Regions from separate parts of the Homo sapiens genome. Here region 2 is linked to region 1. A link is a loop called in an ENCODE intact Hi-C map of the cell type or tissue named here. Cell type or tissue: natural killer cell. All regions are shown on one strand. Each heading gives the region's core, and the rest is flanking DNA. Links, peaks and the distances in the headings are about the cores only. Region 1 overlaps ANKRD11 (ankyrin repeat domain containing 11). Region 2 overlaps ANKRD11 (ankyrin repeat domain containing 11).

The links. A loop is a pair of places that touch in the nucleus more often than their neighbours do. Peaks named below come from ENCODE experiments on the same cell type or tissue, not always from the same donor. Only the 100,000 strongest peaks of a DNase experiment are listed, where the experiment ranks them.
Region 2: a loop joins it to region 1, with 3 times the contacts of the local background. A loop is called at or near these places in 4 of 110 quality-filtered maps.

The regions. Positions count from the first base shown.
Region 1 is chr16:89,354,736-89,363,061 of GRCh38, reverse strand. All of the region lies in intron 2 of ANKRD11 (ankyrin repeat domain containing 11), which reads left to right. The region is part of intron 1 of LOC128462377; the gene reads left to right. Among named protein-coding and RNA genes, the nearest start is that of ANKRD11, 130 kb to the left of the region's middle. RefSeq lists enhancers at 760-829, 1,340-1,903, 1,910-1,989, 813-2,012, 2,060-2,149 and 3 more. In natural killer cell, for the core only: no CTCF peak of the experiment used is centred there; DNase peaks (open chromatin) are centred at 1,841, 4,321, 4,711, 5,421 and 1 weaker place; H3K27ac peaks cover 2,115 bases.
Region 2 is chr16:89,419,574-89,427,899 of GRCh38, reverse strand. All of the region lies in intron 1 of ANKRD11 (ankyrin repeat domain containing 11), which reads left to right. Among named protein-coding and RNA genes, the nearest start is that of ANKRD11, 67 kb to the left of the region's middle. RefSeq lists a silencer at 2,942-3,051 and enhancers at 4,483-4,582, 4,169-4,669, 7,326-7,825, 7,826-8,326. In natural killer cell, for the core only: no CTCF peak of the experiment used is centred there; DNase peaks (open chromatin) are centred at 4,386, 4,819 and 5,202; H3K27ac peaks cover 526 bases.

The sequences.
Region 1 (8,326 bases), core at 173-8,172:
CTTCTGCAGAAAGGGTACACTCGCCAGCAGTTTTGCCACGAGAGTACACCGGATAAAGGAGACCAGGGTCATTTATAACCTGACGCTGTGTCCGGTTTTTTTATACCAACTGCTGTGTCCGGTTTCCATTGGCTGGAACGGGACCTCACATTCTGTATTTGTCCCGATTGGCTAGCAACTTAGAACTTTTTAAAAGAGGCAAAGGCAGAGGAGAACAAAGGAAGGAGGAAGTAATTTGTGGAATGCTGAGAAAGGTAAAAACACCTTCAACTAAGGAAGAGGAACAGGCCGTGACCTAATGCTTGCTTCGACCAGTATAAGCATGCCAGGGCAGATACTTAGGCTAAATTGTGGGAGCTAAGAACATAAAGTACATTGATTTCTTTATTAAGGCTAGCAGATATTTAGGAATGTCAGCACAGGTCTTTGAATAAATGTTGCTTTTAAGAGAAGTTACTATTTATTTTTAATTAGATGGGGAGGAAAGTCTTTGAAGAGGAACTTCTACTTTTTACACAGCTGAGATGTGTGCTCCGCCCAGTATCTCTGGTGCTGGACACATGGGTTCAGTCACGTGGGATTGAGTCTTGTCCCTTCCGGCTTCAGTGCTGTTCACTTCATTCTGTAGCTGTGCAATTTAGGTTTGGGTCTAGATGGAACTTTCGTGCACTCTCTCCAGCTCAGGTTTTGGTTCTGCTTCCAGTCAGCAAGGACTGCGGGCTGTGCAAGGTGTCGTGAGGTTTCACTCAGGCAGACAGAGGAGCACTCTTCATCCCTAGCAGTGGGAGCTGCTTACGCTGAGATCCCGAAAAGCATATGTGCCGTTCAGTTTGTCCAGTGGTTGTTTCAGAAGGGGAAGAAGAAGGCAGTTGGTATTTCAGAAGAATAAAACAAAAATCCCCTAATCCACTCACATTTGTTAAGCCACATGTCAGATTGGGTAAATAATTGTATCTCATGTTGAAACTTGCATCTTTTACAAAACTTTCAGTGCATTTAATGAAACGTATCTGAGGAGCACTTGAGGGTTAGTCTTGCCCCCTCCCATAAATTCAGGGTCCTCCTGCCTGGAGCCACTCTCACAAGCCCCTGGCCGCCCATCCAGGGTGTTGCAAGGCTGTGCCAGCTCATACCCCATTGCTGCCCCGTCTGACCTTTACTGTCCCTCTGACAGGCATGCTGTTTTGAAGGTCTTATCTAGAGTGCGGATTTTTTTTGTTTGTTTTGTTTTTAAATGTTTAGGGTTAATTTTCCCAAGCTTAAATCTTTTTACTTTGTACTTCTCCCTTAGTCCTTAGAGACATTTATCTTTGTAACTTGTGATCCTTAAGCTTGAAAGTGATATTTCTGGGTGGTGATCTTCTACTGATTGGTGTTTCAGCAGGAGTGGAAGGTCTCCCTGAGCCTGTGTCCTTTGCTGGCAGTCCCACTGCCCTCAGAGCGGCATTCTCCCAGCAGGATGGGCCTCAGTGCTGCCTGCAGAGCCTTCTGGTGATGCGGATGTTCCTCTGCTGATTCTGTAGCATCATAACCAAAGAAGAAAACACTTGTTAATGGCTTGGGATATGTAAGTATGGAACATAAACAGGTGGACTGGCACAAACCCTAAGTTTCAAAGTTGAATGATGATGAAGACAGTCACCTGGCCTGAATGAGGCAGCTCATGCTCAGTGGTCTGTGCTGGCCCCCAGAGAAGTGCACAGCTGGAATGTGTCCCTGCAGCACCCCCCGCCCCCGGCGCTGTGATGGTTCTGTGTGTGCTGAGGCCAAGGAAGGCCTGTGTCACCCCGTTTCCTGCTGCTTGGGGCAGGCCCTCTGCGGGAGGAAGAAGGGGGATGTGCTGCTGGGGTTTCCTAAGGGGTGCGCAGAGGTGGTGGTTTAGGGTAGCTGAGCAGGGTTTCAGGCTTACAGGAAGAAGTACGGGCCTAGCCAGGGTGTCTGTAATTGGGTTGACAGGTTTCCACAATGAGAGTAGGAGGTGCCATTGCAGCAGGGGCTGGGGTGGGCTGATCCTGGAGCCCAGGGCTGCCCAGGTTTGGAGTCGTTCACTGTGTGAGTTGGATCGGATCCATCTGGATGTGAGAGACAAGGAGCCTCTCACCTGATGCAGAGCAGTGGCCAAGTCCCGACACAGGCTCAGTGCAGGGGCAAGAGACCGTGGATTCTGTTGAGGTTTGCAGGTCTTAACCACATGCAGAGAGGCTTCATGCAGAGAGGCTGTGACTGACCAGGTATCTGATTACTTGGATCTTTCTTGGAGGCTTAACAGGAGTTTTTAGTGAATCGAAATCTTTTCTTCTCCTCTTCCTCTCCATAGCCACATGACAGACACACACACCTGGAGTTTTGAAAGGGAGTCCACGTATGACAGATGAAGCTGCCTAGTGTTGACCATCGACGTTCTAGGTTCCGAACATACCATGAATTTCATCTCAGGTGCACTGGCTTCTAGAATGCTGTCATTCCCGACTTCATGCTTTCGTGCCATTTTAGTGGTGAAAGTAAATATTGGAACCACTGACATTGGCTAATGCACATAACAATAATCCATGGTTTTTTAATCTTTTAAATTTTGTAGGATTTGTGGTATATAGTTTCTCAGAATTTTGCTATGTGTAATTTAATGTCATTCATTATAAATGTTTATCAAGTGATGAAGATGGAAAAGTGGGCATGGTGATGTTCACCTGTAGTCCCAGCTACTTGGGAGACCAATTCGAGAGGATTGCCTGAACCCAGGAGTTTCAGGCCAGCTTGGGCAACATAGTGAAGCCCCATCCCTAATACAAAATAAGATAAGATAACATAGCCATAAAAATGAACGAGATCATGTCTTTTATGGGAACATGGATGGAGCTGGAGGCTATTAGCCTCAGCAAACTAACTCAGGAACAGAAAACCAAATACTACATGTTCTGACTTTACAAGTGGGATCTAAATGATAAGAACTTAAAAACACAGGGAAGGAAACACCAGACACGGGGGTCTACTTGAGGGGAGAGGGCGGGAGGAGGGAGAGGAGCAGAAAAGATAACTGTTGGGTACTGGGCTTAGTACTGGGTGATAGAATAACACGTACAACCTCCCCCCCCGCCCACTGCCGACATGTGTTTACTTATGTAGTACACCCTCACATGTGCCCCCGAACCTAAAAGTTAAAAAACATATAAACTATGTGATGCTGATTTTGGCATCCATGGCACTCTCTGTTCTTAGGGTTTTGTAGCTTTTACACAAGAATTGAATAAAAACTATCTTATCTTTCTGCATCACATAGAATGTAGTGTAGACTAAAATGCAAACATCTTCTGCTGGCTGTTGAGACTCAGATATGAAGACCGTTGAAAATGCCTCTTGTACAGTTACCCAGTTCCTGCTTCAGTGTGGAGAGGCAGAGAGGTGAACAGCCGGCTACCTTCGTGGTAAAAGAAGCTGAAATGAGCAGCTCTGTGCCATTAATAACAGTTTCGGCCAGCAGCCAAGGCTCAGAGTGTGGGATTAGCCTGAAGAATCAAGACTGCAGGGCCGGAACAAGGAGGTAGGCACAGTGAGGTCACAGTGCTGCCATCTGCATCCCGAAGCAGTGGGGGCCGAGGGGCTGCAGCAGACGTGTGCGCTGCTCCTTGGCGCAGGCTGGAAGGTCTTCCTGCTCCTCTGCTGGGGCTGGCTCCAGGAGCTGGCTGCAGTTCCCTGGGAGTCTGCTTTTTAAAGGGCTGTACGTGCGATTGAGTTGTATGGGAAATGGCTGCTCTGGGATTTTCTGGAGTCTTTACTAAAAATAAAGAAGCATACTCAAGCAGTTTGCATCTAGCATTTGTTCTTTGGAGGCACCATTCATGTTAAAGATGGTGTGTGTGGGACAGATCGCATTTCCGTGATCTTGTTTCAGATTGATTTTTTTTTTCTTCCAGAATCAGTCTTTTAGATGAGGACAGTGACAATGATGTTTTATATATTTTGGAATATTAAAATTTGAAGCAGAGAAAGGCTTTGCTCTGTCAGTGTTTAATACTGACGATTTAGACATATATAAGAAATGTATAGCCTTGTCTTTACAAAAAATAGAAAATTAGCCAGGTGTGGTGGTGCATGCCTGTGGTCCCAGCTGCTCTGGAGGCTGAAGTGGGAGGATCACTTGAGCCCAGGAGGTCGAGGCTGTGGTGAGCCATGATCGCACCACTGCGCTCCAGCCTGGGCAGCAGAGGGAGACCCTATTCTCAAAAAAAAAACCTACAGGCAAAAAACAAACTATAACTGAAATGTGAGATGTGGGTTTTAGCGGCACAGGGGAAGTGGTTTGCACGTGGGGTTATCTAGGGCTGGGTGCAGATGTCCCGTCCTCAGCACACAGGGCCAGCGAGGGCAGCTTGTGGGTTGTCACTGAAATGAGCTGCAGGCAGCATCCTGGGTAAACAGTTGAAATCTTAGTCATTCTGTTTATTTATTAATTATTATTTTTAAAGTTTTTGTGAGTACATAGATGAATGTATTTATGGGGTCCATGAGATGTTTTGATATAGGCATGCAATGCGTAGTGATGATATCATGGAAAACGGGGTATCCATCTTCTCAACTAGTTATCCTTTGTGTTGTAAACAATCCAGTTACCAACCCAACCTGGAAATTGAGTACCAGTAATATAGGCAGTTATCCACGTGGCTCTTTGAAACGTGGTCGCTAAGCTGTGCATGTTTGCAAACGTGGAAGCTGTTGTGTAGATGATGTTCACTCCCGTGAATATGCAGCTGTGATGTGGCCAACAGAAGGGAAGGAACACGCCTGTGTGCTCTACGTCTTCTGCAAGCCGGCACAGCTCCATGCGGGACCAGTGCTGATGCCAGAGTGAGGTGTGGGGGCTGTGGCCTGTGTCTGCCCGCACGTGGTGGCATTCTAGCAAAGCCACGTGGGTGGGTGCAGCATCTCCAGCCACCCTGGTTGTTAACTGTCACAGCTTGACCTGTGTCCTTGGGTCAAAAGTTGCATCTGGTGCCTCACTCACTTCCTCCATTGTTCAAAGCAGTAAGAGGGTTCAGTCTTTGGAAAGGAAGCATTTACTGGCTATTTGAAGAGATTGATTTCAGAAATTGAGCATCATAACTAAATCTGATTGTTTTGAAAGGATTTACTACTTTTCATTACTTTCATCCCAGTGTTCAATAAAAATAGGAAAAGAAAGGAAAGGTGTCCCCAGAAAGGGGCAGCCAGCACCCTGGCTTCCAGTACCTTCAGCAGCGTTGTCCTGTGGCCATGGATTGGCTTGCCGATGAGCAGTGGTTCCTCCCAGACTCCTCCCTCAGGGCCCTTCCTCTTGTGCAGCTGCTGTTTGTCCCTGGACCCTGTGAGTGGAGTCCGCAGCATTGGCTGTGACAGGCATTCCTCGTTAGGGCTGAGTCGCGTTATGCTGTGTGCAGACGCATTCTGCTTCTCTGTCATCCGCCAGGGGACACTCGGGTTTGCTGTTGGGAACCATGCTGTGTGAACTGTGAACGTCGAAGTACAACTGTCTTTTGGGGGCCCTGCTTTCAGTTCTTTTGTATATCTACCCAGAAGGGGAACTGCTGGATCATATGCTTAGTCCTTTTGTAATTTGTTGAGGAATCGTCACACTGTTTTTTTTTGGCAGTTGCACCATTATATGTTCCCACCAGCAATGCACGAGGATTCCTGTTTCTCCACAAGCTCACCTGCCCCCTGGTTCCCTGTGAGGTGCTGGAGACTGGCAGCAAGTGTCCTGTCCCCGGGACACGTGGTGAGCACAGTCCCTGACTGCCCTTCCTTCATGGTGTGACTTTTATCAGCAGATTTGACAGATGAGAGGTGAATCCTGGGTGTGTTGAAGCTGACTCACCCCGCCCCCAACCCCACTCATCTTCGAAGGTGTGTTGTAGCTCTGGCCGAGCCTACCTCTGAGCAGTGCCCCTAGATGGCTCCACCTTCCTTACACTGTCCCTCCTACAGACTCATCCTCATCCCCACCACTGCCCTTTGGCTATTCTGTGGTAGATTTTTAGAATAAAAGATGTCAAGCCTGGCTGTTGAACCATTAGCATTGGGACATGCCCTGCTGACAAGGCAGCCACCAACCCCTCCAAGATGGTCACAGGTCACTTGGGAGCTGGCCCTTCCCAGCAGCAGGATGCCTGGGACTCCGGGAGATTACAGCCACAGGGCCTGGGAGAAGCCTCAGGCTTTTGTTGTTTATTATGTGCATTATCCTTTTGGGGTCCCCAAAATTGTACCATTACGTTCTTTTTTTTTCTTTTTTCTTTTTTTTTTTTTTTGAGACGGAGTCTTGCTGTGTCGCCCAGGCTAGAGTGCAGTGGTGCGATCTTGGCTCACTGCAAGCTCGGCCTCCCGGGTTCATACCATTCTCCTGCCTCAGCCTCCCAAGTAGCTGGGACTACAGGCACCCACCACCACGCCTGGCTAATTTTTTTTTTTTTTTTGTATTTTTAGTAGAGATGGGGTTTTACTGTGTTAGCCAGGATGGTCTCGATCTCCTGACCTCGTGATCCGCCCGCCTCGGCCTCCCAAAGAGCTGGGATTATAGGCGTGAGCCACCGCGCCTGGCCCTGTTACATTCTTTATAGAGCTGACATTGGAACAAGCAGTGTCTGCTTGAAAGCACTGTTCTGAATGTGTCCAGCTGCTCCATCTGGCTTCCGGAGCTGGTGTCATCATCTAGGCAGGGTTGGCTGATGGATCACATCCTTCTCACCTCAGCGGATGGCTTGCCACCGAGAACTGTGCGTGTCTCTGGAATTCTCCACTTTACTCCCTTGACAAAGATGTCTCCTTTGGACGTCCTGAAAGTCTGTAATCAGTTTTTAAAAACCCACAATAGTTCATTGTTTGTAACCTATAAATGTTATAAACAAAGATGATCAGAAACGTGAGAATTAAAAAATACTTGTGTTTTGTTAGTGAAAAGCACTAGTTCATAGTAACTAAGGTTTTCCAGATTCTTTCTTGTATTTGTTTTGAGACAAGTCTCACTCCAGTGCCCAGGCTGGAGTGCAGGGGCGCTATCTGGGCTCACTGTCGCCTCAGCCCCCAGGGCGGGGCTCATGTGATCCTCCCACCTCAGCCTCCCAACTCATTTCTGGTGGTCTTGGGCGAGTCACTTAGCGTTCCTGAGCCCTGGTCTCCCGAGCTGTGCTGGGGGGAGCACCCTGTTCCTGTGGTGTTTATCTCATCGGTCACTCTGCCTTTCCATTGGGCTGCGCACAGGAGAGCCACAGACCCTTGCCGTGAACCGCCGTGGCAGGGCCTCGGTGCAGATGCGATTGTCAGGCTGCGCTCAGTAACACAAGACCTGCCCTCGACGGGTGGATGCTCATAACAAGATGAAGTTCAAGTGAGCATCTTTGGGTTTTTTCTTGTTTTACTTATTAATGGAAGAAACCCTTTATTTTTAAGAGACCTTCTTTTGATCCTGGCGATACTGTGACATTTCAGTCTATTTTTGAGTTGGTTGTGATACTCGATGTCTGGGGCCGTCCCTGCTGGAAGAGAGAGCGTTCAGAGCAGAGCATGTGCCGGACATGGGGCCACGTTCACCCCTGAGGAGCACTTTGAAATGGCTTTGAATTCTTGTCAGCCTTGATTAGGTCTTTCAGGCAAACAGTCTGGCTGATGAAAAGTTTATGGTACAAGCAGCAGAAACTTAATCAGCTCTTCTGTTCTGCCATCGTCCTCCGTTTGTGTTGGAGTCCTGCACGTTCCTCTTTGGTCCTTGTGGGTCTGTGTGAGCCGTCCGCCCGCCTTCCGAGCCTCAGGGTGTGAGCCCTCTGCCCGCCTTCCGAGCCTCAGGGTGTGAGCCCTCCGCCCTCCCTCCGTGAGCCCTCTGCCCGCCTCCCGAGCATCACCAGCATAGGTTCGCCTGGGATGGGAGTATGTTGGGAGCAACTGGGTTGAGGCTCCTTGGCCAGACGGGAGACCACAGGGCAGCTGCCCAGGAAATGTCAGCAACATTTAGACTTTTTCTGATGTTTTTAGATGAAAGCAAACATGTTGTTCTGGCGTTTCCTTCCTGCATCTGGTGGGTCTTCAGCATGTGAATCTGTGCATTTCCTGGGACTTGGAAAGTCTGTTGCCCTCACTCCTTTGGGGGCATTTTCTTTGCCAAAGGAGCTAGAAGAACGAGCTTCCAGGCCACTCACAGCCTTTGTTTGTTTGAGAGTGTCTCACTCTGTCTCCCAGGCTGGAGTGCAGAGGTGTGATCTCGGCTCACTGCAACCTCCGCCTCCTGGGTTCAAGCGATTTCTCCTGCCTCAGCCTCCCTTATGAGTAGCTGGGATTACAGGTGCTCGCCACCATGCCCGGC
Region 2 (8,326 bases), core at 172-8,171, 65 kb before region 1:
AAAAACTGTCAAATCAGTGCCCTTGTTTTATTTTGCCCCCTTAATAATTAAAAATAATCATTTTAGAAAAACCTGGCATCATACGATTACTAGACTTTTTTTTTTTTGAGGCATACTCTGTCTCCCAGGCTGGAATGTAGTGGCACGATCTCAGCTCACTGCAACCTCTGCCTCCTGGGTTCAAGCAGTTCTCCTGCCTCAGCCTCCCAAGTAGCTGGGATTACAGGCATGTGCCACCACACCCAGCTAATTTTTTTGTATTTATTGTAGAGATGGGGTTTCGCCATGTTGGCCAGGCTGGTCTCAAACTCCTGACATCAAGTGATCCTCCCGCCTCGGCCTCCTAAAGTGCTGTGATTACAGGCGTGAGCCACCACCCCGGCCCCTAGACATTTTAATTATGTCTTTTCTACTCTGAAAAAAGTTTTAAGAAAAAGTTGTATAGTTCTGTAAGTTGTAGTATGTAAGAGGTTTACAATTCCATCTAGATTTTTGGATCACTTTTGAAAAAAGGCCGTTGGAATTCTGATAGTTACTGCACTGAATCATCAGGTCACCCTGGGGGGTGTTGCTGTCGTAAAGACACTGTGTCTTTTGATCCATGAATATGGGATTTTTTCCCTCCACTTATTTAGGTCTTCGGTTTCTTTCAACAGTGTTTTGTGGTTACAGGGTGCAAGTTTTACACTTCTTTGGTTAAATTTGTTGCTAAATATTCTTTTTGATGCTGTTTTAAATGGAAATGTTTCCTTAATCTTTTTCAGATTGTTCATTGCTTGTGTATGATGATGATACAGCTGACTTTTGTATATTGATCTTGTATCATGCAGCTCTGCTGAATTGATTGACTGACTGACTGAAGACCTTGTTGCATACCAAGAGATGGTTCTTCATGGAGTTGTATCTCATTCTGAGGTTCCTACTTGGCAAAAGACAGGCTGGTAACAGGTGTCCTGATGTCTACTGCCACTTGGATTATTCATTTTGTAGAAACAGAACAGATGAGTGTTGTGAGAGGTCACAAATAACTAAGCGATTGTTGAGTAGGAGCTTCACACTGAAGTGAAACAGCCGCTTCCCGGATTTCTCCGTCTTTTCTGTTTCCCAGTGTCCATGACGCCGATCATAAAATGGTGAGGCCAACAGTGAGCTCAAGACAAGTAGATCACAGTATATTCATGTTTCCTTTTGAGTTTTGCCATTAGACTGTGATGCTGATTTGGAATTCTGTGGGTTTACTAAGAGCTAGAAATAAATTGGTCATCTATATGCGCCTGATTTAGGCTTTCTGAAAGGTTGGTCTTATGTCTTCATTGGTCAGGATTTCAGATTTGTGTGTGTGTGTGTGTGTGTGTGTGTGTGTGTGTGTGATGTTTAAGTGACCATCAGAGCCTCTTGTTCCCTTTCAAGGCTTGTTTTAGTGAAGCCACGCAGGGAGTTGGTGTTTGTTGCTCAGGGAGCTTGTGAACTCGGCCGGCGCTGGTTGGGGTCTTGTGGAGCCGGGCCTCCTGCGGGAGGGAGGCAGGTATTGCACAGTCCAGCACTGTCCTTCCTCCACCTTCTCCTGTGTGTTATTGGGGCTGTTTTCACTGTTGGCTTTTGTGTCACTTTCTCTAGTTTGATTTCATGCCTTTGTCCTCCTCTAATTTTCAGGTATTTCCCAGTTTCTGATCTACAGCTTCCTTTGTTTTTTTTGTTATAGCTGTGTATCTGTTTACTTTCAAACACGAATTGTTTTTGCCATTCCCCTGGATCCGGTGAGGAAGGGAAGGTTTTGGCAGGAGTCGGATGCCTCCTCTGAGGACTGAAGGTTCTCCTGCCTTCCATAGTTGGCTTTTGTTCTTTAGCAGAGGAGTTTGATTCCTATCAGGGCAGGCATTATGGAAAGGGAAGAACGGTTGTGTGAAATCGTTCCCCCTTGTTCTCGTTCTGCATTCATCCACTTTGCACCTTTTTCTGCTAAATGGTATAAAGAGAATTGTTTGGGAACATTCATTTTGTTTCCTGTTTCGTTTTTTCCTGTAGTAAAAAGAAACATTTGCACTGAAGAAGGAAGCCTGGTTTTCCTTCTAGTTCCTCCTCAGGCTCACCTCAGTTCTGAAGTTTGCGTAGTTGCCTTTATTCCCTGGAGCCTTCTCTTTCACTTTAAATCAGAGAAAACGAAATGAATAGCACCCCACCCTTAAAAAAGAAACACCAGAAACAGGAAACAAATAACTGCACCTTCTCTGCCCCCAGCCCGAAAAAATCGAAATAACCGGCCCACCTTGTCCGCCCCCAACCTGAAAAAACGAAGGAGACCGACCGAGGTCAGGAGAATGGTTTGATCAGAGTGGATAGGTGACCTGTCTGCACCAGCTGGCCTTGGGATTGTGGGGCTCCTGGCACCATTGTGGGAGTGGAATCCAATTGGCTGTGTCTTTTTTTGATTGAGAACTAAAATGAGATGAGGCTGGATGGTAGGTCTTTAGTGTTCCCTTTAAGTCCTCTAAAGTTACATTGTAAGATTTTTAAGCCATAATAATAGCAGATTCATGTCCATGTTTTCCATTTCCAGTTTCAAGACTGATCGTGGTGAAGAGTGTGGGCACTGGAGCCAGCCAGCCTGGTTTCAGGTCTTGGCCCCACCATTTAAAATGTGACCTTGACTAAATTTCTCACACTTCTAGGGCCTCAGTTTTCTCATGTGCAAAGGGGAGATAATAATGATACCTACTCTGTGGGATTATTGTGAGGATAAAGTGAGTTGGTGCTAGATAAAACCATATGAAATTGTCAATATTGGACTCTTTCTTTTTTGGACTTTTTTTTTTTTTTTAAATAGTTTGAGCTTGTGTTTTGTTGTAAGAAATCCTTGAGAGCCCTTTGTACACTTCGGCCAGTCTCCTCCTCTCTTCGAATGGTAACACATTGGAGAACTGTGGCCTTAATAGAACGTCACAGCCAGGATGTGGACACGGTATCGCTGACCGGTCTTACTCAGGTTGCCTGAAGTTTACTTGTACGTGTGTGTTAGAGAGAGAGATTGATTGATTTGAGTTCTGTGCGTGTTCACCACTGGGGGCCCCCGTCCCTGCCGTGTTGCGGTGCTGAATAGTTCCATAATCGCAAGGATCGGCCCTTTGCCCTTTTCTAGCCACATTTGCCCCTTCCAGCCCATCTCCCCACCCTGGTCCCTAACCCCTGAGAACCACTGATTTGTCCTCCATTTGAAAAATTTGTCATAAGAGTGTCATATAAATGGAGTCGTAGAAATGTAACCTTTTCGATTGGCCTTTTTGCTCAGCGTAATGTTCGCTCTGTTTTGTTGCTGAGTGGTCTCCGTGGTGTGGGTGGACTCAGCTTATTTATCCATGGTGAGAAACACACATTCACCCGTCCACACCCAAAGACTGGGCTTGGAGACACACAGAACAGCAGAAATGAGACTTTTTTCTTTCTCTCTCTTTTTTTTTTTTGAGACAGAGTTTTGCTCTTGTCACCCAGCCTGGAGTGCAGAGGTGTGATCTTGGCTTGCTGCAACCTCCGTCTCCTGGGTTCAAGTGATTCTCCTGCTTCAGTCTCCCGAGTAGCTGGGATTACAGGCATGCGCCACCACGCCTGGCTAATTTTGTATTTTTAGTACAGACGGGGTTTCTCCATGTTGGCCACGCTGGTCTCGAACTCCCAACCTCAGGTGATCTGCCTGACTCAAAGTGCTGGGATTATAGGTGTGAGCCACTGCGCCCAGCCAGGAAGCAAGATTTTTAATGGCAGTCTTGCAAGATCAGGTGCCTGGTAGGCAGGTACACCCGGGGCAGTCACAGCAGGTAGTTTATCTCCTCTAATGCAAGTCCCTCCCCCAGTTCCTCACTGGTCGAGTACTATGGGGTTACAATCTTCCCGGAGGTCGCCTGAGTTTCATTATCCCGTTGTACGCCGTCCCCTTACCCGCTTACAAGGTTGTACCCTGTCCTCTTACCCGCTTAAGTTTTGATTTCCCAATACTGAAACTTTCTTCCCATTTATGGGCTGACCCCTCTTCTACATTTTGTTCGCTTATTGTGACCTTCTAGGTGCACGAGCCGTGCGGTTTGTTACATCCGCAGGCTGGCTGCCATTGCGTAGATTTATCATGCCTGGAAAACGGACCATTTAAAACGTTTTCTTACACCATCGAAGCACATCTGGGCTGATTCCAGTTTCTGGTGCTTATGAATAAAACAGCTGTGAACAACTGAGTGGAGTTTATTGGACCATTTTTGACCTCTAGTAATGGTGGGCTCACATGTTTGAGTTGAGTTGGGTCAGGTGCTGAGTGCCTGCTGCTGCAGGCACCACCTTGTGCTTTCAGGTTAACTCTAACCACACATCTCATGCCTTCTCTGTGCATGTATTTGAAGTTACTGAAAAAGTATTTGTCAAGAAAGCCACAGCTCCGCACTAGTCTCTTAAAACCCATCCGTATGCTCCTGTACTCATGAAAGGAATGCACTGCGGGCCGTTCTGTGGGAAGCAGGGAAAAGACAGACCTGGCCCTGAGACAGGCTGGTGTGACTGCCGTTCGGAGCCCAGGGTTAATGGTGCTGGTTAGTCAGCCAGTGTCGGGGGCAGATGCCCATCGTCAGTGGCTCCCCTGTGGACCCTCCCACCCAGCCTAACGCGAATGAAAATCATTGTTTGCATAAGGTCATAGCTCTGGCTAGCAGCGTTTTGAGACCAAGGCCAGTGTAGGGACCTGTCTTTGCTAACATGGACTCCTGGGCTCTGAGGGTGTTGGGAAGGTGGCTCACGGGAGGGAGCTGAGGGGCCTGAGCTCACAGCTGTGAAACCACCGTGGCCCTTGGTTGTCTGAAGGAGCAGCGGTGTGGGGCAGCCACAGGCCTCGTGGTTTTTCTCTGCTGTCAGTTGGGGTTAGTCAGTGTGGACAGAAAGAATTGCTCATCTTAGCGGATTGAAGACTATGGTTAGCAAGCAGTTGTAGATCTCCTGATTGAAAAAAGTGATTATTGATGTGCTTTGATATAAAGAAAGAAAAAAAGAAAAAAGTGATTAAAGTGGGAGTGAATTAAACATTAATACAGTTGTGTCAGTCAGAGTCTCCTGAAACTTGTGATTCTCTTAGGGGAGAAAAGGGAGACTGTAATAAAAACATGAGCAATCTTGAACTTCCGTTCCTTTCCAAAAATAAGCATCAGGTCTGCCCAGCTTCCTTCCCAGGGAGGCTGTGATTCTGTTTCGGACGGTGCTCGTGGCTGTGACTGTTCGTCGAGAGCAGTGAGTAAAGCAGCTCTCATGCAACAAAGCGAGGGGAGAGCCCAGGGCGTTGAAAGAGGTGGGGTGCGATTGGGTCAGCGCGAATATCGTGTTATTACTTGACATATTGAAAAGTGTGTTTATTACTGACCCATAGTCGCACCTGTTAGTGGAGTCCGGTAGGATGCCTCAGTCCGTGGATGCCTTGTTTACCGATGAGACCAGGGTGGTTACTGTGTCCATCCCCTCAAATACCACTTCTTTTTGGTGATAACATCCAAGATCCTTTTTTTTAAAATTGCTTTTTTTAAAAGAAAAATTCTGTAAAAAAATTCTTTTAATGGTTTGGATATTCTTAGGGTCTCAGTCGCTCGCCCAGGTGGAGTGCAGTGGTGCCACCCTAACTGACTGCAGCCTTGAGCTTCTGTGCGGAAGTGATCCTCCCACCTCGGCCTCTTAAAGTTCTGGGATTATAGGTTTGGCCTAGAGCTCTTTCTTCTTAGGTAACTTTAACTTTTTACCCGTTGATTGTATTAAATAATTTTCTTTCCCTATCCCTAACGTGGCAAATAACCCACTTAAAGGGGTTGATGAGAGTAAGGAGTCCAGAGTGGTAAGAGCATTTAAAACCTCACATTGCTCCACCATTCAGAGAGAGCCGCCATTAGTACCTCCTGGGTTTCCTAACACAGAATGCGTGTAGCCGACTCCTTAGCACCTGGGTTATCATCTTGTCCTGTTGCCATTTCCATAGGTAGAAGCAACTCCCTGTTGTTTTAACTGGATTCTGGTTTTGGTTACCCCCACCCCTGCCCCAAGACATGGATGGGCAGTGGTCCTGTCATCACACACTGACCCTTCGTGTCTCACCCCCACCCCCAGACATGGACGGGTGATGGTCCCATCCCTGACTCCGTCATCACACACCGACCCTTCGTGTCTCACCCCCACCCCCAGACGTGGACGGGTGATGGTCCCATCCCTGACTCCGTCATCACACACCGACCCTTCGTGTCTCACCCCCGCCCCCAGACATGGACGGGTGATGGTCCCATCCCTGACTCCGTCATCACACACCGACCCTTCGTGTCTCACCCCCGCCCCCAGACATGGACGGGTGATGGTCCCATCCCTGACTCCGTCACCACACACCGACCCTTCGTGTCTCAGCCCCACCCCCAGACATGGACGGGTGATGGTCCCATCCCTGACTCCGTCATCACACACCGACCCTTCGTGTCTCACCCCCGCCCCCAGACATGGACGGGTGATGGTCCCATCCCTGACTCCGTCATCACACACCGACCCTTCGTGTCTCACCCCCACCCCCAGACATGGACGGGTGATGGTCCCATCCCTGACTCCGTCATCACACACCGACCCTTCGTGTCTCACCCCCACCCCCAGACATGGACGGGTGATGGTCCCATCCCTGACTCCGTCATCACACACCGACCCTTCGTGTCTCACCCCCACCCCCAGACATGGACGGGTGATGGTCCCATCCCTGACTCCGTCATCACACACTGACCCTTCGTGTCTCAGCCCCACCCCCAGACATGGATGGGTGATGGTCCCATCCCTGACTCCCTGACTCCGTCATCACACACTGACCCTTCATGTCTCCATGGTCTCTGTCTGCACTCAGCCTCCACAGGCCTGTTGATTCCTGAGTTGCTGTAGGCAGGAGCTGACAGTAAGAAGTGTAGCCTGGTGCTTTTCTGTTTGACAACATAGCTTGTTTATAGTCGTGGTGGTGGTTTTGATGTGAACATGTATTCTAAATGAAGCTTTTTTTCACACCTTAGAAAATGTCTTTACTTGGGAGGCTGAGGTGGGAGGACCCCTTGGGCCCAGGAGGTTGAGGCCGCAGTGAGCTGTGTTTGCACCACTCCATTCCCAGCCTTGGCAACACAGTGAGACCCTGTCTCTTAAGAAAAATCTGTAATGTTTATTCCAAATATTTTAGAGGCTCTGGATTGGTACTGTCTTCCAGAGATAATGGGATCAGTTACTGAGATTGTCTGTCAGTCAGAAAGAAAAGACCTTCAGACCAGAATTTTCTCTTCCCAACTTGCTTTCCATACCCTGTGGGACCCTAAGACAACAGAAAACTGAGTTTTGTTTCACTTTTAACTGATGTTTTTCACTTTCACCTGATTTGGGCCCAGTTTCTTCATACATGGGAAACAGCAGCTGCATTAAAGCAGCAGTTCTCACCGGCGTGTTTTGCCCTTTAGCGGACATCGTCTGGAGACATTTTTGGTTGCCAGGATTTGCTGGGTGGCCTTACTGGCATCTAGAAGACCGACGCTGCTCAACCCTGTTGGCGCGCTGAACCCAAATGCCAGTGGCAGTGAGCTTGCAAATCGTTGGACTCATGATGCTTTGAGTGCTCTCAGGACTCTGGAGGTCGATGCTGGGGTTCCTCGCTGGCTTCCTGCTGCTGATGCTCTTCCCCTCTCTGAGCTCTTTTACGGAAAGCTTCGTGGCACACTTGCTGCTTTTCACTGAAACCAGGCTGTGTGGTGACTAGAAGCTGCGTATTCACATTTATTTTTATTGATTGATGGATTGAGGCTGCTGTGCAGTGGTGTGAGTAGCTCCGGCTACAGGCGCACGCCACCATGCCCAGCTAATTTTTTGAATTTTTTGTAGAGATGGGGACTCGCCGTGTTGCCCAGGCTGGTCTCCAACTTCTGGGCTCAAGCAATCCGCCTGCCTCAGCCTCCTGAAGTGCTGGGATTACAGGCGTGAGCCAGCGCACCCATCACACACTTATTTTTAATGGTCCTTGAGGTTAATGGCAGCTTTGAACAATCCTGTCCAGGAGTGTAAGGAGGAAAAACCTCACTCCATCTTCCAGGAGTGTAAGGAGGAAAAACCTCACTCCATCTTTGCAAAACGCATGTGCCAGGAGTGTTGCTCAGGAAACACGCGATTCTCTCGGATGCTAAGTGCAGAGCCGGGGAACCCTGCACCAGCAAGCCCTGTCCTGGGAGCTGCCTTCAATCCTGTCTGTGCTTCCTTCCCTGGTTCTGCACACGGAAGTGTTTGGAGTTGGAGGAGAGCCTGATGTTTGGATGGGACT